Linked DNA regions of Homo sapiens: all the other regions are linked to region 4. Evidence: chromatin loops called from intact Hi-C (ENCODE). Cell type or tissue: chondrocyte. All regions are shown on one strand. Region 1 overlaps PXDC1 (PX domain containing 1). Region 2 has its middle 7.4 kb from the start of PSMG4. Region 3 holds the start of LOC100422781 (a long non-coding RNA gene). Region 4 holds the start of TUBB2A (tubulin beta 2A class IIa). Region 5 has its middle 14 kb from the start of LINC02525.

What was found. A loop is a pair of places that touch in the nucleus more often than their neighbours do. Peaks named below come from ENCODE experiments on the same cell type or tissue, not always from the same donor. Only the 100,000 strongest peaks of a DNase experiment are listed, where the experiment ranks them.
Region 1: a loop joins it to region 4, with 1.8 times the contacts of the local background. A loop is called at or near these places in 2 of 110 quality-filtered maps.
Region 2: a loop joins it to region 4, with 3 times the contacts of the local background. A loop is called at or near these places in 64 of 110 quality-filtered maps.
Region 3: a loop joins it to region 4, with 3.0 times the contacts of the local background. A loop is called at or near these places in 41 of 110 quality-filtered maps.
Region 5: a loop joins it to region 4, with 4 times the contacts of the local background. A loop is called at or near these places in 20 of 110 quality-filtered maps.

Annotation. Positions count from the first base shown.
Region 1 is chr6:3,741,041-3,745,040 of GRCh38, forward strand. The region is part of intron 1 of PXDC1 (PX domain containing 1); the gene reads right to left. Among named protein-coding and RNA genes, the nearest start is that of PXDC1, 8.7 kb to the right of the region's middle. In chondrocyte, a CTCF peak has its summit at 1,539 (motif pointing right); DNase peaks (open chromatin) are centred at 1,521 and 3,321.
Region 2 is chr6:3,249,513-3,253,512 of GRCh38, forward strand. No RefSeq gene overlaps it. Among named protein-coding and RNA genes, the nearest start is that of PSMG4, 7.4 kb to the right of the region's middle. RefSeq lists a silencer at 1,963-2,257 and an enhancer at 3,003-3,297. In chondrocyte, CTCF peaks have their summits at 2,132 (motif pointing left) and 2,364; no DNase peak of the experiment used is centred here.
Region 3 is chr6:3,229,819-3,233,818 of GRCh38, forward strand. It overlaps LOC100422781 (a long non-coding RNA gene), which reads left to right and starts at 1,585. Exons shown (of 2, transcript NR_147505.1): 1 at 1,585-2,344. RefSeq lists an enhancer at 1,982-2,764. In chondrocyte, no CTCF peak of the experiment used is centred here; no DNase peak of the experiment used is centred here.
Region 4 is chr6:3,155,789-3,159,788 of GRCh38, forward strand. TUBB2A (tubulin beta 2A class IIa) reads right to left here and starts at 1,756. Exons shown (of 4, transcript NM_001069.3): 1 at 1,619-1,756; 2 at 256-364. The coding sequence starts at 1,675. It overlaps LOC105374889 (a long non-coding RNA gene), which reads left to right and starts at 1,913. Exons shown (of 2, transcript XR_926395.3): 1 at 1,913-1,965; 2 at 2,644-3,648. RefSeq lists a silencer at 1,638-2,097. In chondrocyte, CTCF peaks have their summits at 1,898 (motif pointing right) and 2,101; DNase peaks (open chromatin) are centred at 594, 1,074, 1,528 and 1,859.
Region 5 is chr6:3,207,562-3,211,561 of GRCh38, forward strand. No RefSeq gene overlaps it. Among named protein-coding and RNA genes, the nearest start is that of LINC02525, 14 kb to the left of the region's middle. RefSeq lists enhancers at 1,487-2,686, 1,634-1,928, 1,929-2,018. In chondrocyte, a CTCF peak has its summit at 1,735; no DNase peak of the experiment used is centred here.

The DNA of each region.
Region 1 (4,000 bases), 590 kb after region 4:
GTGTTAGTCACTCTCCTGTGTGTGCACCAGCTGCCCTTGGGCAGCACCCCAGTCTCGGTCTTCTCGTCATCACCTCAGCCTGACCCCAGACACAACCGACCAGCAGCAGGCTCTTCGGTCACCAGCCTCGAAGGAGAGTCTCGAGGGCCAAGTGGCACTAAAACTGCTGAGCCACACTGGTTTGATTTTATTTGTGGAAATGTGCAGAACCACATTGCTTCCTTTCACCTGCTTTTATGTTTCTGAATGGAAGCCAAACTGTGTTCCTTGGGTGTGTAAACATCCTTAACAACCAAACAAAAGGAGCCTGAGAAAATTTAGATGGGGAAAGTGAAGAGCTGGAATCCCTGCCTGGAAGCACAGAAATGACGGTGCTTATTTTTTAAGCTCTAGGATTTTAGTTAAGGGCACGTCCATTATTGAATTCCCCATTCCGGCTCCCGGTGGCAACCAAGCTGGCAATCTGGATCAGCTTTCTCAGGACACTGTGGTCCTTTCTCCACGGAGACAGTTCACCTGAATGACAACGAGCGCTGATCCCTTCCCCAGGAGGGGCCGCAGCTGATTCATGAAGTGATGAATTCTGCTGAACTTACTGAAACCCACCTGACTGACAGCAGCACAACTGGGCTGCTGTTGCTCCAGCTGCTACCACCAGAGCTCCAGAGCACGGCGACAAGAACGCAGCGCGGGGCTGCCTTGAGCAGCAAACGCCTCCCCGCCCCCACTCAAGAAGTGACACTGGCAAGAGACTACAGACAGCCTGGCCTTCCTAAAATGCCAACGCTCCCATTTCCCTACTCCCCTTCAATTGTTTTTAAAATGTTTCAAATACACCAAACGGATGGGTGTATTTAATGTGGAAGGAAAACACTTTTTAAAAAAAAACTGTACAACTGTCCACTGGGACCACAGTGCAGAAATAAAAGAAATCTTCATCTTGCAATTTCTGATTGTTTTATATTCACTAAGGTTTCTCAGTTTCACAGCTGGAAACCTCAAGCTCCTGCTGCCAGCATGCCAAATTACAAATACTCAAATTTATAAAGAAAAAGTTCTGAGCAGAATCCACGCTGAAGACACTGCTTTATTTTCCAGGAACAGACAAGAACTATGAGTTTAAGAAATACTGCTTCCCCCAAAGCAAACTATTGAGTGCATCTGCGTTTCTTTCTATCCTACCTGTTGTACTCCTCCTTTGTGACTCAAGTGCTTTGGCTTCCAAATGGCTAGTGGATTCTTTCCAAATGTTGTCACCTGTTTACCATAAGCAACGATTTGAAAACTTGTTTTCAAAACTGCACTTAAATACAGTAATTTTAGATCATCTAAAACTTTTGGTTTTTATATTCCAAATATTGTTGATGGCATGACAATTCTGGGGGTTCCTGTCCGACTTGGTTTCACTGCCTGAGATCGCACGGATGAATACCGCAGGCAGGTGAAGAGGGTTGCCTATTCTGCCAAGCGAACCTGAAAACGGAAGCAGAGCCGCTTCGCTCGGGTCTTTCAGGACTGACCAGCAGGGGGCGCGCGCACTCTGCGGAAAAAGCAGGATGGCGTTCACTGCAACGCACGCTTAAGGAAGTTAGCCTCAGAGTTCACAGCCCCGGAAACTGTTCTAATTTCTGATAAATAATCACTAATACAACCTCAACTTTAAAAATTTCATCCTACACAATTTGTGACATGAGAATTTCATCCAGATGTAGCCAAACAATTAAGAATTTGAAACCAAAAAATTGGTAACACAATTGTACATAAATTCCGGTGGGCCAACTGGACACACATTTGGGGACTGAGTATCAACAGGGGGCTGCCAGCGTCACTTTTCTTCCTAAAGGAGTTAGGTCTCGAAAGCTGAAAACACAGCGTTGTATCTGTCAATTTGGGGATTAGCTGCTTTCTGCAAACACAAACACCTGATTTGTTCTTGGAATCAGAACTGAACGCGCTGGAGGCAGTACAAAAATCTGACAGTGAGAGCCAACGTTAACAAACACCGCTTCCGGATCTCAGAAACCTGGGTCCAGAGTCCCACTTTTTTGGGAATTGGAGGCTTTGGGCTCAACACTTGCGGTAACTGGCCCAGCTTCCTCCAGGGAGGACCTTGGCCATCTGACTCTAGCGGGAGGGCTTCCTGCTGCTGCAATTCTGAAACTAAAGGCAGGATGCTGGCTCGGGTGCGCTGGGAGGTCACACGTTAAAGAGCGTCCACTACCCAAAGAACAGGCCTCTCTGAGCACTCAGAGGACGCGGTTCCCACACGCACACAACAGTCGGCCCCGGGGAAATGCTCTGCAAAGTGAGCTTTAACAAACTGAGTCAAACCATAAATTACATTTATATTGTTTCCTTTCCATTTAACAAATGTGCCCATCAGCACACTACACAGATGCAGAGGTGAAGGGGGGAACGCAGCCTCATCTTGTATGCTGCACGGGAGACACACATTCTTTAAAGGTTGACTATAATACACATCTTGGAAACTAAATATCTAAAATGTTTTAGGAAAGCCTTTAAAACTTCCTAAGTACCTGTTTTCTAAATAGGCAGTCAATGCTGAAGCAGCAGCGAGTTAAGAACTGACTAGCTGGTTATTCAATGCATAACTAAGCAACCCAGGGAAGTTCTAACTCCCTGGGAACCTGAGGCTGCTCTTCGCTATCCGAGACTGACACGTTTCCACCTGTGGAGTGTCACGCAGTATAACTGTACAAGGAGAGCGAGATTGCGGCTGTGTGGACACCAGGACAGAAGGCCTCCCCCACACCTCCACGCTGCAATGCATCAGGGGCGCCCAGCGGCTGGTCCACAGCCACCTCTCCTCTACATCTTTTCAGGAGTGAAAAGCTGAGCTGAGAATGCAAGAGGAAGAGATGGAAGTGGCTGAGGAAAAACAGAACACCCGGAGGACCCAAGCTGGGGGCTGAGGGAAGTCTCTCTTCCTCCCTCTGCAGCAGTGGCTGCCTTCTGTACCTGGGAGGTGGCTCCTAGAGCGACTGGGAAAGAAATGTTTGACTTAAACTTACTGAGCTCTGCTCTGCTCTTCCCGTAATCCTGCCTTCTCTAGGCTTTTTCATTATTTTCCCCACTAAAAGCCAAATCCTCTTCCTAAATTTTAGACTCAACATTCTCCAACAGCCATCCACTTAGCCAGTCCGTCCTGCAGCATCACAGGTTCCCAGGGGGAGCAGCCCACTCAGGCAGGAAGGAAGCACTTCAGTCGCTCTTCCCAAAGCACCCATGGCTCCTCCTCCACCAGGCTGGGGATACCACGGCCAACAAGATGGGATCCCGGCCTCCTGGCACGTCATGCTAGCCAGGAGGGCCAACAGGAGGCAAACACAGACCACAGACTGTCCCCTGCCTGGCAAATCCAGGTGCCAGGAGGATGCACAGCAGGGGATCCCCCCCACACTCCCGGGCAGGAGGCGGCCTGAAGGGTGAGCGGATATAAGGGTGAAAGGGGTTGGGGAAAGAGGGAGTGAGATGGGGAAGGTGGAGGGCAGGGGTGGGGAGAGCTGAGACCAGAAAAGGACAAGCGTGGTCTCACAAATCCCGGGAAAGGGCCTTGCCCATGAGGGACAAGGAGGCAACGGCTTCCCACGGAGGTTCTGGCTACAAGAACTCTGTGCACTTGGCAATTCTTGTTTTTATTTATTTATTTATTTGAGACGAAGTCTCGCTCTTGTCACCCAGGCTGGAGGGCAGTGGTGCAATCTCAGCTCACTGCAAGCTCCGCTTCCAGGGTTCAAGTGATTCTCCTGCCTTAGCCTCCCGAGCAGCTGGGACTACAGGCATGCGCGCTACCAGGCTCGGCTAATTTTTCTATCTTTAGTAGAGACGGGGTTTCACCACGTCGGCCAGGCTGGTCTCAAATTCCTGACCTCAAGGGATCCACCTGCCTCGGCCTCCCAAAGTGCTGGGCTTACAGGCGTGAGCCACCGCGGCAGCCATTCTTTCTTAGGATCAGGCCTAGATCTTAGGATCTTTCTTA
Region 2 (4,000 bases), 94 kb after region 4:
CCTCTAGCCTAACTCACCCTGACATCTCAGGCCCAGCTACCTGACCAGCCTGGCTCAGCCCCTTCTTACTCCTGAACTGTGTGGTGTTTCATGCTCTGTCTTCTATTGTTGGTTTTCATTCTGTGTTTGCTGGTCTTGTCTCTGCAACAAGCTGTCTGTGCCTGGAGATCCAATCAAATACACAATAGTGTGCACGGAGCTCAGTGCATAGAAAATCTGCTGGAAGAAAGGGTTAGCAAGATGAGGACCAACTACCCAACTGCTCTCATGCTGGAAATCTCCTTTCTGTTGTGCTGTGCTTAATCTGCCATCTTGTTACTGCCCTTCCCTAAAGCAAGTGGGTAAAAAAGCTGGGCTGCCCCCCAGGCCTAGCCTGATGGGGAGGAATCTTTTTATTCATCACTCATGGTTCCTACTGAGCCACAGCCCAGGGCTGGCCCTACACCGCAGGGGCAGGGTTGGGGAAGGTAAAATTTGGGCTCCTGCTGCCCCTGCCTCCACAGCAGCAGGGGTCGGGTGGAGTGAAGACAGGGTGCCTCCCTAATGCCCTTCATGGGGTTGCCCAGGGTCTAAGGCCAGAGCTGTCCTCTGGGTAGGGCAGGGCTGTATTGACACTTGCTCGGTTAAGAAAACTGTATTGACATTTTAGGAAGAGTTATAGAAAAATCTCATTCTGGTTGATTCTGCCTGTGAATCACAGTGATGTGAGGCTTAACTTGTTTCCATCCACTTTAAGCCTTTTTCCTCTGGACGAAACAGGATTATCCTATTTTTCCTTTTGAACCAGGGCCTGATGACATCAGAACTTGGGCAAGCCTTCTTCTTTTGTGTACTGGGAAACGGCTGCTGCTGGCCAAAGTGTTTTGTCTGTGCTTGTGAAGGGTGAGTGGGGACAGCTGGGACCCACAGCTGGAAGAATGCAGGTGCTGCTGAGATGGGGAAGCCTGTGGGAAAGCAGGCTTGGAGGGAAACCGCACAGTAAGTTGGAGGTTTCTGATGGAGATGCCGAGTAGGCAGCTGACCATATGCACTGGAGCTCAGGCGAGAGGTTGGCTCCAGAGAAACCAGTGTGGGAGTCATCCGTGTGCAGAAGGAATTAAGCCATGGGCTGCGGAGCTGGAGAGAATAGGACGCTGGACGCTTCTGCTGCACAGGTGGGACTATGACGAAGAACCAGCCAAGGAGCCTGAGAAGGAGGGACCTGGAGGGACGAGGCACCAAGACAGAGCAGCGCCCCAGAAATCAAATGCTGCCCGTTGAGCAAGGAAGAGACTAAGATGTGGCGTGGTGACCTTGGTGGAAGCAGTTTAGTGAAATGTCAGGAAAGAAGCGAGTTCACAAGAGCAAGGGAAGAGAGGAATTGAAAACAGCACATATGAAGCCTTTTTCCAGGAGTTTTGCTGTAGAGGGAAGCAGAGATACGGGGAGGTAATCAGAGTGAATGTATGATCAAAGGAAGATTTTTGTTGTTGTTTTGAGACAGGATCTCATTCTATCGCCCAGGCTGGAGTGCAGTGGTATAATCATAGCTCACTGCAGCCTGGAACTCCTGGACTCAAGTGATCCTCCCACCTCAGCCTCCAAAGTAGCTGAGTCTACAGGTGCACACCACCACGCCTGGCTAAGTTTTCATTTTTTGTAGAGACAAGTTCTCACTATGTTGCCAGGCTGACCTCAAACTCCTGACTTCATGTAGTCCTCCCACCTCGGCCTCCCAAAGCACTGGGATTACAGATGTGAGCCACCTTGCCCAGCTGGTCACGGAGCAGTTTTCTTATCCATCATCTTTGAATCTTTGTTCTTAATGAAATTCATGCCAGACAAAGGCTCACAATCTAACCTGGTCGGAGAAAGAGGAGGGGGTGAATCAAACACCCTAGGAAACCTTGCTTTTTCTCTTCGAATCGGCCTCTTTCGCCTTCTGCTGCTGGGCGGTTTTACATTTGTGGGCTGTGAACTACCCGGGGACCAGGACCCCCGTGCTTCATCTGCAATTGCAGAATCTGGAGAAATAAACTGTCCTGCCCGAGTGATCTGCAGGAGCAAGAATCCAGTAACTCCCATCGCTTTCTGAAAGCAAAGGCAGCTCTCAACCTGCCCGCTTCCTTCCCACCTGCCACCTAGTGGCCCCCTGCAGAATGACATGGGCGGCAGTGAAGGGCTCCAGTTACCATTCGGCTCTCTTATCTGATCTTCATAGGGTATTAGCTCGGGAAGGCGCCTTAGAGACGATCTAAGCCAATCGTCTCAATTTACAGCTAAGATAACAGACCTAGAATAAAGGTATAGAGATAATTAGTGGTAGAGCTAGGACTAGAGCCTAAGACCCTGATGAGGCCTGCAGTGAGGTCCTTCTGTGTTCTCTCACTCAACCATTCAATCAACTTTCGCTATCTGCCTTACATGCAGAGTCCAAGGCTGTGCACTGCACTGCAGACGAAAGGCCCTGTCGCTATCCTTAGGAGCTTCCTGAGAGGAAGGTGGGCATGCAGAAAGACCATTACATAAAATATATCTTATTTTACATTGCATACAATGATTGCTCTATAGGAGGTAAAAATGAGGGCCAAGAGAAGCTGCCGCCAGCCTGCCTGGAGCCAGGGAAGGCTTCCCTGAGGGGTGGTGTTGGGGTGAACCTCAGGAGTACTAGTCTCTCAGGCAGGTAAGGCAGGGCAGGCCCAGGCCCAGTGGCGCCGTGTGTGGTGGTACACGGGGCAGATACTGAACTGTGGAGTTATTGCCTGAGCGTGACATCAGGGACAGACACGAAGGGGACCAGCAGCTAGGTGAGGGGCCTTGTGTGTCTGCAAAGGTGTTTGGGCTACACATCACCAAAGAATTATTAGAAGGCGTAGCATCATCAGACATATTGCTTCAATAGATCTCTCTGGCAATAGTGAGAAAGAAAAATTGGAAGCCAGTGAAACAAGAAGCAAGGAAACATCAGAATGTCACAGCAGCAGTGCAGGCCAGTGTGGGAGATGTGAGCAGGCAGCGCTGCTGCAGTAACTGGGAAGAGTCTCATATTTACGGTTGGGAAATGAATGCGTCTGGTCTGTGCACCACTGTCCGGAACACAGTCAGGCAAGCTGGCCGCGGGTAGGACAGGAGAGGAAGGGAGGAGCTGCTCAGTGTGGTTGCGCCGAGGGGCCGGTGCTGTGAGTCAGGTGGGAACGCCTGCAGGCTGCTGGGTGTGCCTGTGGCTCTGAGAGCAATGCTAGCCACAGATTCACTTTAGTTGAGGAACAAAATCAGCCAGAAAGGGCGAAAGCGGCTGTCAGAATTGACCATGCACATTGCGCCCAAGTGGCCATGCCTTTAATCCGTTGTCTTCAACAGAAAGTCCCCACAGGAAAGACCTTAGGCAAGGCAGTTCTCAGGAGCTGAACAAATCCCTATGGGGGATGACACTTGAAGGCTCTGTGCTCCCAGCAGCTGGGCGACAGTTCTTCCCTGGCAAGGGGATCTGCCCTTCCCAGGCTGGAGTTGCTGTTTCCTCCATTTACTGTCACAGTTGGGCAAGGGAGTCCCCTGTGGCGCCCAAGTAGATCAGCTGAGTACCGAATACCTTCCTTGCTCCTCCCACAGGGTGTCAACAGCCCTCTTCCTGCTGATGACCAGGGTGGATCTCCCTTGCCAGGATGGTGACTGTTCTCAACTCACCAAGGAGCCCAAAGTGCCCCACAGCAGCCATGGCTTACTGCTTAACGGGGCTCTTGCTAAGTCTCAGGTGGAAGTGTTCTCCCTTTGGGATATGGGGCTTCTAATCCTGCAGTCCACAGGCGCAGGTTTGGGAAGCCCACTCTCCTCAGTGGACTGTTGGAAGTGACAGCCATTTTTGCCTCCACTTCTTGGTTCCCTGTTTCTTGTAGTCTTTTCACTGGGGACATGGTAAAAGGTGACAACCTGCTAGCTGCCCTCGCTCGCTGTCGGTGCCTCTTCTGCCTCGACGTCCTCTCTCGCCGCGCTTGAGGAGCCCTCTAGTCCGCCGCTGCACTAT
Region 3 (4,000 bases), 74 kb after region 4:
TCGCTGCGAGCTCCCAGGAGCAACCCTGATGCTCAGCGCTGGGGGGTGGGGTTGGGGGCCGCTCAGCTCCATGCTGAGTAACTTGAGCTGGCCGCCTGCCTCCTTCATCTAACCAATTCATTTCTCAGCTTCTGTTTCCGAGCCAAATCTCCATTCAGTGCCCGGGTGAAAACGCGTGTTCAAGATCATATAGATAGATGAAAAGACCCTTTCCTCTCAGGTTTCTTTTAAAGGGGTTGGTTTGGGATAGGATGAGGCTGGAAATCATCCTTCTGAAAGCCCAGAGTGCCCTTGGGGACACTTTTGGCCCAAGATCTGCTTTCCTTTCAAGCATTTTGCTCGAATTGTCCCCACACCCCTGCCCCTTCCGGGCAGCCAGTCTTGTTAACCGGTCTACATCGCACCCCCACCCCCACCCCCACTGGAATTGTGATGCTGCACATTTTTATTTTCACAAGGAGCCGATTTTGTGTTAAAATGTTGACAACAGCCACACCTTTCCCTGAAGTCTTTCAGTTTATCTGATAACCCTTAAACAAAAAAATCATTCTTAATCCATGTAGCTCGCATAAAGAGACTGGTACCCGGCTTTCAAAGAAAAAAAAAGTCGTTTTCAGTTGGGTCCCCAGCATTTCTGTCTATTCATTATATGCAATGCGTCTCAATCTAGGTCATCGTATATCAGGCACGAAGATTTCGGGGCAACATATTTCATGATCTCTTAATGTTAGTCTTGATGATGTACTAACATTTAAAAATTTTCCCTTCCAGAGACAATTGTAGAAATATTGCTGCATAAAATACAATTCAACATTTGTTTTATACGTAATCTATTGCGTGACTGAGGTGAGCAAGATATCCCTTAAACTATTAAAATTATATTTGCTTTCACAATTTTCAGATTACTTTCAACGGCATGTCCTCAAGTGAATTTGCATTTCTCTATTACACACACAGTCATTGTTTGAAGAAGTCTGATAGAAAAGAGGCTTTATATAGTAGTAAATTTTTAAAGCACTGTTTTCATAATGTAGCATATATTTTTGACACATTTATTGAAATTACTAGACATTTAGCATTAGGGTTCTTCACTGCTTGCCAGGATTCACCGCTTAAAACCCCAAAAACCCAGCCCGCAGCCCCCATAGCTGGCTCTGCAGCCGAGATGCACGCGGTTTCCTAGGCAACCGACACTTAGCCAATGAATGAAGAGGAGTTGAAAGAAAGAGACTGCAAATCCATCATTATTTCCTTACACACACACACGCACACACACACACACACACACACACACACACATCACCTCTTCTCATAGCTCTCCATTTAGAAATATTGGAAAGCTACCAATCCTAGCATTTATGTAAAAGAGCCAAATGCCCGGGGCATGGGGGCTAGGAAGCGGTCGCAGCCCCATACTGTGACTGCGGAAAGGACACAGTGGAGGAAGCTCCCGGGATCCGCCAAGATCTGCGCCTTCTCAGCTTTGTCGCTCCCCAGTTTCTATTCCATTGCCCTCCCCCTTCCCCCCAGGCCTTCCCTCCTCCGCCTGGGAAGCCAGCGGCCCCGGCGGAGCTGCCCGGCACTGTTTAGTCGCAGGGGCTGCGGGGTGGCAGCCTCAGAGCCCTGTCCTTCCGCAGCCGTGGGCCCCGCAGGGACCAGCCAAGCAGGGCAACCAAAAGCTGGAACCAGCAGCGAAAACCCCGAGCCCACGAACGCAGCGCAGTGCGGGAACACTTGCCCTTTGTTCCTCAGTAAGGCCGGGTGTTTTCGCATCCCCGGAGGTTGTGAATTTGAGTTATAATGGCCTCGGTCGGGACTGAGAGAGCCGAGCTTCCACGAGAGAGCTTTGCCTGCTTTGTCCTACAAATCGGCGGAGGGAGTAGCATCCTGGCTTTTCTAGGGCGCCATTTCCCTGCTACAGGCAATCTCCCCTCCCCCACGCTGTCAATGATTTGTGGGATTCTTAGGCAGGCGGGGCAGGCCGAGCCCAGGGAATGCACGCTGAGTCCTAGACACAGAGCCAGGCCGGGTGGAAAACAAAAAGAGAAGAAGTGATTATGAAATAATAAGACGGACCGTGTGCCCCTTGCAAGGTGCGGCCTGCGAAATCAACAGACTTATAAATAAGGTCTGGTGGAAGCGCAGGAGCGCACGCGGGAGGCTATGGCGGGGGAACCTCTGTGAGTTCCGCGGCGGAGGCTAGAACATCGCTGTGGCTGCGGGACCCTCACCCGGCGCTGAAAACCCTCCACATCAGCTCCTGCTCGGAAATGTCTCCGCAGCTCACCAGTGCTTTTCGAAATCTGCCCAAGACCTTTGTTTGCCATTTAAATGAAATGAAAACGTGCGTATCCAGGTGGACACATCCATGCAGCAACACCCCTGCCTCTGGGCTCTAGATGCTTGGTGGGCGGGCAGTCACTGTGGCCACACTGCAGAGACAGCAGTGCAGTTTCCAAACGGAGTTCTTTGGGCTTCACATGCCCAGCCTGCTTCTTTTTTAAAATTTCTATTTTAATTTTAGATTCAGGGAGTCCATGTGCGGGTTTATTACGAGGGTATATTGCATGATGCTGAGCGTCCGGGCTTCTATCGACCTGGTTACCCAGATAGTGAACGTAGTACCCAATAGGGAGTTTTTCAGCCCTTGCTCTGCTCCTTCCTTCTCTCCTTTTGGAGTCCTCAGCGTCTATTGTTCCCATCTTTTTGTCCGTGTGCACCCAATATTTAGCTCCCACTTATAAGTGAGAACATGCAGTATTTAGTTTTCTGTTTCTGTATTATTTCGCTTAGGATAATGACCTTCAGCTGCATCCATGTTGCTGCCAAGGACGTGATTTTGTTTTCTTTTTTTTAAGGGCTGTGTAGTATTCTGTGGTGTGTGTGTACCACATTTTCTTAATCCATTCCACCATTGATGGGCACCTAGGTTGATTCCATGTCTTTGCTATTGTGAATAGTGCTATGAGGAACACAGGAGCTCATGTGTCTTTTTGGTAGAATGATTTTTTTGGGGCGGGGGGTATATACCCAGTAATGGGACTGCTGGGTTGAATGGTAGTTCTATTTTTAGTTCTTTGAGAAATCTCCAAACTGCTTTCCACAGTGGCCGAACTAATTTACATTCGCACCAACAGCAAATAAGCATTCCTTTTTCTCTGCAGCCTTGCCAATATCTGTTTTTTTTTGTTTTGTTTTGTTTTTACTTTTTAATAATAATGACTGCTGTGAAGTGGTATCTCATTGTGATTTTGATTTACATTTTCCTAATGATCAGTATGTTGAGCATTTTTTTCATGTTTGTTGGCCACTTGTATGTCTTCTTTTGAAAAATGTCTGTTCATATCCTTTGCTCTCTTTTTAATGGGGTTATTGATTCTTTTCTTGCTGATTTAAGTTCCTTATAAATTCTGGATATTAGTCCTTTGTCTGCGGCATATTGCAAATATTTTCTCCCATTCTGTAGGTTGTTCATACATCTCCATCAACTCTGTATTGCTTATAGTATGTGGTCCAAACACTTATCATACAATTCAGGTCCTTCAGTCTGGACATTACCTACCTTTCCAGTGTTATTTGCCACCCGTCTGGTATATGCAGTCCATTCCAGGGGACATTAACCTGCACACTGATCTCCAAAAAGGACATGCTCTCTGAAGTTTCTGAGTCTCTGCTCACACTAATCCATTACCTGGAATGACCCTCTCTGCTTCCTCGCCTGGGGCATCTCACTCATTCTTCATGATGCAGCTCATCTATCTGTGATACGTCCCACTAGTTGCCAGGAGCAATGGACTGCCTATGCTCTATGCCCCCAGTTTGCATCATAGGACTGGTACAGGTTTTGCATTTATTACATCAGAGCAGTGGTGTAATGAGTTTTCATTGTATATCTCTATTAACAAAAGAAAAAGGAGGGTATACATTCCCAATATATGTATATTTATTTATTCTTAAATTATATATATTTATTCTTATAAGCTAATATTCCAAGGCACAA
Region 4 (4,000 bases):
GCATTCAATTCCAGCATCTGAGACAAAAGGAGAACAGGAGATTTTCTGCTTTTAAGAAAAAGGAGGTCCTGAGTGTGCTTAGCCGTGGCAAACAGGCAGGAATCTTAGGAAACCATAAAACATGTTTTTCCAGCAGTTGGCATTTGAAATGAATATGCAAGAAGCATGCCTTTGTCACGTGCATGTTCCTGGGACGTTTCATCTCCCACATCATGGAAAGCAAGGATTCCTGGGCACACACATCCCGCTACTCACCAGCAGCCTCATTGTAGTACACGTTGATTCTCTCCAGCTGCAAGTCACTGTCTCCATGGTAACTGCCTGTGGGGTCGATCCCATGCTCATCGCTGATGACCTCCCAAAACTGAAATGAAAAAAGAACCACACCATGGCTCTGCATCCTGAATGTCACTAAGGATGGCCTTGTCCTCCTCCCATGTCCTTGGAACAGGGGCTTTTGTGGTCAGACAGTTAGTAAGTGCTAGACAGAGAGCAAAGAGCTGCACCCCCTATTTCCTGCAGCAGCCGCTGCTGAGGGGCTTGAAAATCCGCAGAGCATCGGCCATATTATGGGGATAGACTGAAAGGCTGGGAGGGGCCCTGGAGGAGGAGGGGACACAGCAGATGCCCTTCTAGGGAGAGGGTGGGGAGAGTAGAGAAGTGGAGAAGGGGTACAGGGAGGCTGTGTCACCCCAGGCAGGGCTGAATGCCATTGCATCCGGGATGATTGATGGGTCGTGGCAGGCCAAGGACAGGGGGACCCACTCTGTGGCTGCCTCCAGGGATCAAGCTCTCTTGGCACAGATCCCAGGCACTCCTGCAACAGTGCAGGTTTAAGCCACCGATCTACATGCTGGCACTGACCACCGGAGGGACTGGGCGAAGGGCAGCAGGAGCCTGGGAGGGCACCTGGGCGGCAGTGGAAGGAGCTGGCCATCGTGAGGGCGCTGGCTGCATTGTGAATTTGCGGCGGGGAGGCTGGGTGGGCAACATGGCGGTTCTCAAAGAGACCACGTCCTTGTACTGGCGCCCGCCCCCACCCATGCACCAGACCCGCTGCTGCCTCCCACACAGCGGTCGGTAATTGCAGCCCCCACCCAGCGCAGTCACCTGCCGCCTCGGGGACTGGCAGCAAGACTATCGCGTTGTATGTCATCATGTCAAGACAGTGCCCGAGCAAGGGAATTTATCTAACACCCTTGCCTGTACGACCCAAAGGGACGCCTCTGTTACATCTGCCAGTCCAGTGACACTGCATGTTTTCATTCAAACCGTAGAGAAAAATATACAAATTAAATTCACATGAAGCTAGCGCAATAAATATGACCGTACCCCCGACCCAAGTTTCTGAGACAAATACACCCAGGGGAATGCCAACCGCGTCCCGCAGAAGGGCTGTGTCCCAGGGAAATCGAAAGGCCCCCGATTAAACGCACACACAGCTGCGGCGCTGCGGGCATCCTGGCGGGTCATGCAGCCTCCCGGACCCCGCCCGGCGGCCTCGCCGCGGAATGTGCCACCCGGCCAGCCCGGGGCCGCCGCGGCCTCCAGCCCCCGCCCCGGCCCCAGCCCGCACCCTCGGTCCCAACCCCGGGCCCCTCCGTGGCGGTGAGCCCACCTTGGCGCCGATCTGGTTGCCGCACTGGCCCGCCTGGATGTGCACGATCTCGCGCATGGTGCCGGCTGCGGAGCGGGTGGCGCTGGCCCTCGGAGCGGTGCGCGGCGTGGACCGGCGGGCTGGGCTGCGCAGAGACCTGCCGCCGCCCCCCCAGCTCGGTCTTTTATACCCGGGGACCCGCCCTGCCCGGTGACGTCATGACGGGCGGGGCTGTGGCCGCGGGGGCGGTGCGGCTGGGACTGCGGCACCGCGAGGGGGAGCCGGGGCGCGGTGCGAGGTGTGGGGGCGCTCGCCCTATTGCTGCTGCCGCTGGGTCTAGGGTGGGCGGCCGGCCTCGCGGTCCGGCGGTGAGTGCGGTGCCCGGGCCTCGGGCCCAGCCGCAGCCCCCTGCCCGATCCACGGGCACGGGCGACCCCTGGCGCTGGGTCCTCCGCTCACGCCGCGATCCCCACCCCGAGCCGCCCACTCTGGACCCCCGAGGGGGGCTGGGGACCGGGGGCCCCGGAACCAGGGGGAGGGGCTGCCTCGGAACAGGGTCCTCGCCTCCTAAGGACGGGAAGAGGCGTCGAGTACCCTTTGGAGTAGGGGGCCGGAAATTGAAGACCCATTTGCAGTGGGCTCTCCAGCGGGTGGCAAAGGTTTCCCGCATCCTGGGCAGGGTCCTGGACGCCGTTTGTGGGGGTGGGGTGGGCAGCGTGGAGAGGAGTGGGGGGCCGCGGGGAGCCGACGGGCAGCTGCCTGAAAGGAATGCCAGGATGGCGGGGTGGGCGGCCTTTCGCCCCTGCAGGGGAGGAAGATGGCTTGGTCGGGGGCGGGGGTTGGGGGGGCTATCAAAGGGCTGGATTTGTCACATGTCCGCTTTGGGCTCCTGCGTCCTTGTAAAGGCCTTTTAAATGTGGAAAATTCTGCGGGTGTGTGTGTGTGTGTGTGTGTGTGTGTGTGTGTGTGTCAGAGAGGAAAGACAGGAGGAATATATCTGCCACGTTGATGTGTCAGCTGATGGCCCTGCCCCTTACACCCCTTAGGTCGCCTGATCCTCACAGAAGCTGTCGGAGCTAGGCTGGCCAGTTCGGTAGACCCTAGGCACGGTGGCTGCCGAGCATTGAAACGTAGGTAATCTGAACTGAGATGGGCTGTTAAGTGTGAAGAACACACTGGCTTTTATGGGCTCAGTAAGTTAAAATAATGTGAAATATTTCATTACTGATTCTTAAATATTGATGGTCTATCAAAATAATAGTGTTTTGGATACATTGTGTTAAATGACTTGTTTTGAAATTAGAAAATGTAAAATTACATACTTGGTTTCCATTTGCTGCTCACTTACGCATATTTTTGTTGACTACCACCGGCTTCTGGTAAGCATTATTACTACCCCAATTTCATAGCTCCGAAAGCGAGGTTGAAAGACCTGACCAGCCACAAAGCTAGGAAGGGAAGGAATCTAAAGCCTTTGTATAAATAAAAAGCCCAGGTGAGTTTTAAAGGCTTGGGTGGGCTGTGGTAAGGACCTGACTTAATTATTCACAAAGATGGCCCTGCACGGTGGACTAGGTAACAGGGGCTTGGGGACTGCCTTTGGTTCCCAGCACATTCCAACTATATAATGATGATAATTACAGGTGCCTTGGAGCTGGCTTTGTGGTAGGAGATGAGAAGCCATATATGAAAGCACATTGAGTTTATGGAGTAAAAATGCCTTGGTAAAACCCAAGGTGATGGGCTGGGCGCGGTGGCTCACGCCTGTAATCCCAGCACTTTGGGAGGCTTAGGCGGGTGGATCACGAGGTCAGGAGATCGAGACCATCCTGGCTAACACGGTGAAACCCCGTCTCTACTAAAAATACAAAAAAATTAGCCGAGCCTGGTGGCAGGCATCTATAGTCCCAGCTACTCGGGAGGCTGAGGCAGGAGAATGGCGTGAACCCGGGAGGCGGAGCTTGCAGTGAGCCGAGATGGCGCCACTGCACTCCAGCCCAGGCGACAGAGCCAGACTGCGTCTCAATAAAAAACAACAACAAAAAACCCAAGATGATGCTGTCATTCCTAATGTGCACCCTACCTGCCACCTCAATAGTTGGTCTGTATCGGAGGTGGAAACTAAAGCCAGATGTCTGTGAGTAGCCTCTTAGGCCAAGTTAGGTCTTAATCACCCCAGCTTTAGGAAGCGCCCAGCATCCTCCCAGATGTAGGTAGGCAGGTGCCTAGTGCCTCTTCTCAGGGTGGGGACAGATTTCCTAGAATTTCTCCTCCTCTCTCCCCTCTCCCTGCTGCTGGGCCCCCAGTGGACAACCTGTCCCTCGGATGCTACTCCCAGGTACCCAGGGCTTGACCTCCACCTTCTCCCCACCCCCACCCCAACTCTCACATCTTGGCTCTTCA
Region 5 (4,000 bases), 52 kb after region 4:
ACAAAAAAGTCAAATATTTTCTCAAACTCTTCTCTCATAAAAGAAAGAAGGTTTGGCTGGGCACAGTGGCTCATGCCTGTAATCCTAGCACTTTGGGAGGCCAAGATGGGTGGATCACCTGGGGTCAGGAGTTCAAGACCAGCCTGGCCAATGTGGTGAAATCCCATCTCTACTAAAAATGCAAAATTTAGCTGGGCGTGGTGGCACATGCTACTAGCTACTTGGGAGGCTGAGGCAGGAGAATCACTTGAACCCGGGAGGTGGAGGTTGCAGTGAGCTGAGATCACAACACTGCACTCCAGCCTGGGCGACAGAGCAAGACTCTGTGTCAAAGAAAAGAAAGATTTTTAGCAATTCAGTGACACGAAAGTGAAATGGTTGCAACAGCTGCCAAATTAGGGAAGATTAGCCCTTCCAAACATTAGGCGAAGCAAGATGGGACTCGTTTTAGAAGCTGCAAAGAGTTTGGATTCCCTTTTCATCTCATTATATCCACAGTTGAGAGAATTTCAGGGTGGGAGTGTATCTAAGGTTCCCCAGCACACTGCATTTCTAAGGGTACCGTGGTTCTCGGGAGACATCAGTGACCCTTCCTCCTGTCCTTCTCTTGCTTCCTTGGTATTCTCCTCACCCTTTCCTGATGGGCTGTTACTGATTCTGTCTCCATAGCTGAGCTGTAAAACATTGCATACCACGGATGACGCACATTTGCCCTGGATCCTTTTCCATCCCTCAGCAATCTGTGACCCAGCCCTTTGCCAGCTGCTTGGGAGCCAACACTAATGACTGGAAGCAGGTCGGGGCCATGAACCTCTGAGACGGGAAAACTTGCAGGCAAGAAGGAATTCCTACCAGGCAGCATAGCGCTTAGACCGAAATGCAGCTCCGCCAAAACTGGCTGATGGGGAAATGACTGAGACATTTCTCTATGTCTGAGAAACTTAAAGTTTTGTGGAGAAAGGAACTGACAGAATTTCTATGTAAAGTTGTCAGAACCAAGGGGGCTTAGGAAATCCACCTCGGTTCCGAGAAGACTCCCTGAACGGCGTGGTGGGGAGCTTTATCTTGAAAAGGATGAGTGATGGATGAGGTGGCAAGGGCAGGCTCGGAAGAGTGAGGTAGAGAGAGAGAGAGAGAGAGAGAGAGAGCAGGAGCCCAAGCTTGGGGGCTGGTCAGCAGGGAGCAGGGGAAGCTTTCAGGTACTGGGTAGGGCTAGAGGTAGGGTGACTGTCAATCAGGGTAGAAGTCTGCTTTCAGAGGGTATTCAGCATTGTATTAGGACACTTGCACTTTATACTTCAGGGAAATGAGAGTTTAAGAAGTGAAATAACAGGATCAGGTTTTCAATTCTGATAATCACCCTGGCTGCAGTACAAAGCATAGATTGGAATCTCTCTTCTTAGTGTAGTATCTGTCAATGGTGGGTGCTCAGTAAATATCTGTTGAACAAATGGTCAGTGAAGAAAGGAAAGGGAAAAAGATCCCTTTTAATAGGCTTAATGGGCCTGCAGCGAAAAGTGTCACCTATGAAACTCTCCAGACAGGTGGGGTGGGGGAATTTGACACAGATGCTGCTGCCCTGCTGCAGCTTTGTTTCATTCTGTTTTTAATTTACCGGGGCTGCAAGGGAAAGGGCGACTTCTGGGATCTCTGGAGCTAGGATGAGTCAAAGGCCTGCTGACGACATGCTAGAGCTCTGCTCCTCGCAGCACGATCAGGCAGCAGCGGCATCAGCTGGGAACTTGGTGGAAATGTAGAATCTCTGGCCCCGCCCTAGACCAACTAAGCCAGAATCTGCATTTAACTAGATCCCCAGGTGATGAGTAGGCACTTGAGGGTTAGAGGAGCCGGGTGTAGACTCAGAAGCTCCGCCCTGCAGATGAATCATCAGGAGAACCCGGAAGAAGTAGGAAGAGTGGGAGACCTGAGAAATCCGTATTTTCCCAGTCTCCTCTGCTTGAGACTGCAAGTGGGGCCACACTAATAGAAACCTATGGTTTTCTCCAAAAGCCCCAGCAATTTCATATGATTCAACCTAGTACTTTGGAGAGTCCCCAGAGTGTGACTCATGACTCCCCCTCACTCAGTTACCACATGGAATTCCCACTTTCCTGCTCTCTGACCTGGGCACCAGCCACGGCTCCCAAGGGTGCTTGCTTTACGGGGCACTCTGTCTAAGAGGTGAGAATTCTTCTGCACTGCCTTGAATGGCTTCAGCAATGACAACGATGATAACCAACAATGTCAAGAACTGCTATACACCAGGCACTGTTCTAGGTACTCTTTTGGATTTAACCTTATGAATCATAATGATCGTTACTATTTCACAGATGAAATTTCTATTTCACAGATAAAGAAACTAAAGCCCAGAGAGGTTAAGGAGCTTGCCAAGTCACAGGGCATGTGAGTGGAGTGACGCCTGCTTATCATTTGGGCCCCGGGGGCAGAGCTGCTTGATGCTCCAAGAATCACACAGAACCTTTAGCAAACGAGCTCTTTTTGTTTATTGCTGGGAGCATGAGCTATAAGCTAAAGAAACCACTCAGAGGAACTAGAGACTTATGAGTGGTTCTAAGATAAGTTAATGAGGTTAGGGCTGTGCTGCTGGGGGTGCATGTGTTCCCAGGAGCTGATGTGGCCCACTGAGTCCCTATAACCTCCAGCATAATCAGGCTCAGGCTGTAGCCCCTGCTGCTGGGGCAGACAGAGGAGTTCAGTGAAGGCTGGAACTGTCACAGGCAAGCAGCTCTGCCCGAGGAAACCTGAGCAGGATCAGGAGAAGCGGGATGAGGCCAGTGAGGAGCCCCAGACCAGGGCCACAGAGACCCCCAGGATCTACTGAAGGTGATGGAACACCCCAAAGACAATGCTGAATGTCTACATGAGGAAGTGTCTCCATCACCGGTGGCCCAGAGATAACTGAGGGAGCAATACAGGACCCGAAGGCCGAGGTCCATCCTTGGGCTATGTCCAGGAATGAGAGAAAGGAGGAGGCCCATGCCCAGAAGCGCCTTCACCCCAGGTCCGCTGTGGTCTCACGACTGAGACCCCCTGCTTGCACCCAACCCAGACAGTGCTGAGGAAGGGAAGAGGAAGCAGGAGGGGAAGCCTGTGACAGGACCAGCTGTGCCAGTCTGTAGGAGGCTGAGCTAGGATAAGAATCCTGTGGCTTGGAAGTCCTTTGCTTCCAGGATTTAGAATCTCTCAATTCTTCCAGGGCTGTTCTAACCTTACTTCTTTAAATTTATTAATTTTTTTTTTAAACAGGGTCTCACTTTTTCACCCAGGCTGAAGTGCAGTAGTACTATGCAATCTCAGCTCACTGCAACCTCCCTCTCCCAGGTTCAAGTGATTCTCGTGCCTCAGCCTCCCGAGTAGTTGGAACTACAGGCGTGCTCCACCAGGCCCGGCTAATTTTTGTATTTTTTGGTAGAGATGGGGTTTTGCCATGTTGGCCAGACTGGTCTTGAACTTCTGACCTCAAGTGATCTGCCCGCCTCAGCCTCCCAAAGTGCTGGGATTTCAGTGTGAGCCACTGGGCCCGGCCTCTAACCTCATCTTATGGGACTGTCTTACATCCTTACTTGGATGAAGAATGGAGGTGTCAGTGAACCCCTAGAGGCCAGAAGTAGGGCTGACCCTGCAGTGAGTTTCCTCAGGGCCTAGGCATGAGCCAAGGAAGCTGGCGTAGTGATGAGAGGGCACTCAGAGGGCAGGGCTGAGAGGCTGCTGGGAACCTGCTCATCCCTTCTCTCCTGGACTCTCCATCCTCCTCCTCCTGCTCCCTCAGTCACCACCCTCAGGCTGTGCTTCTCCTTAACAGGATCCTCCTCTGCGTGGTCATTAGTGGGACTGCCCTAGGGGAAGGCCTTCTTTAGGTCACACCCCTCTTTCTCCCACCTCCTGGTCTCGGGGTCACTTTGGAGCCTGTGGTCCTGGAGGAAGCTGTAGCAGCAGGGACTGAGGAAAGACTGCAAGTTCCAAAGATAACTGCATCTTC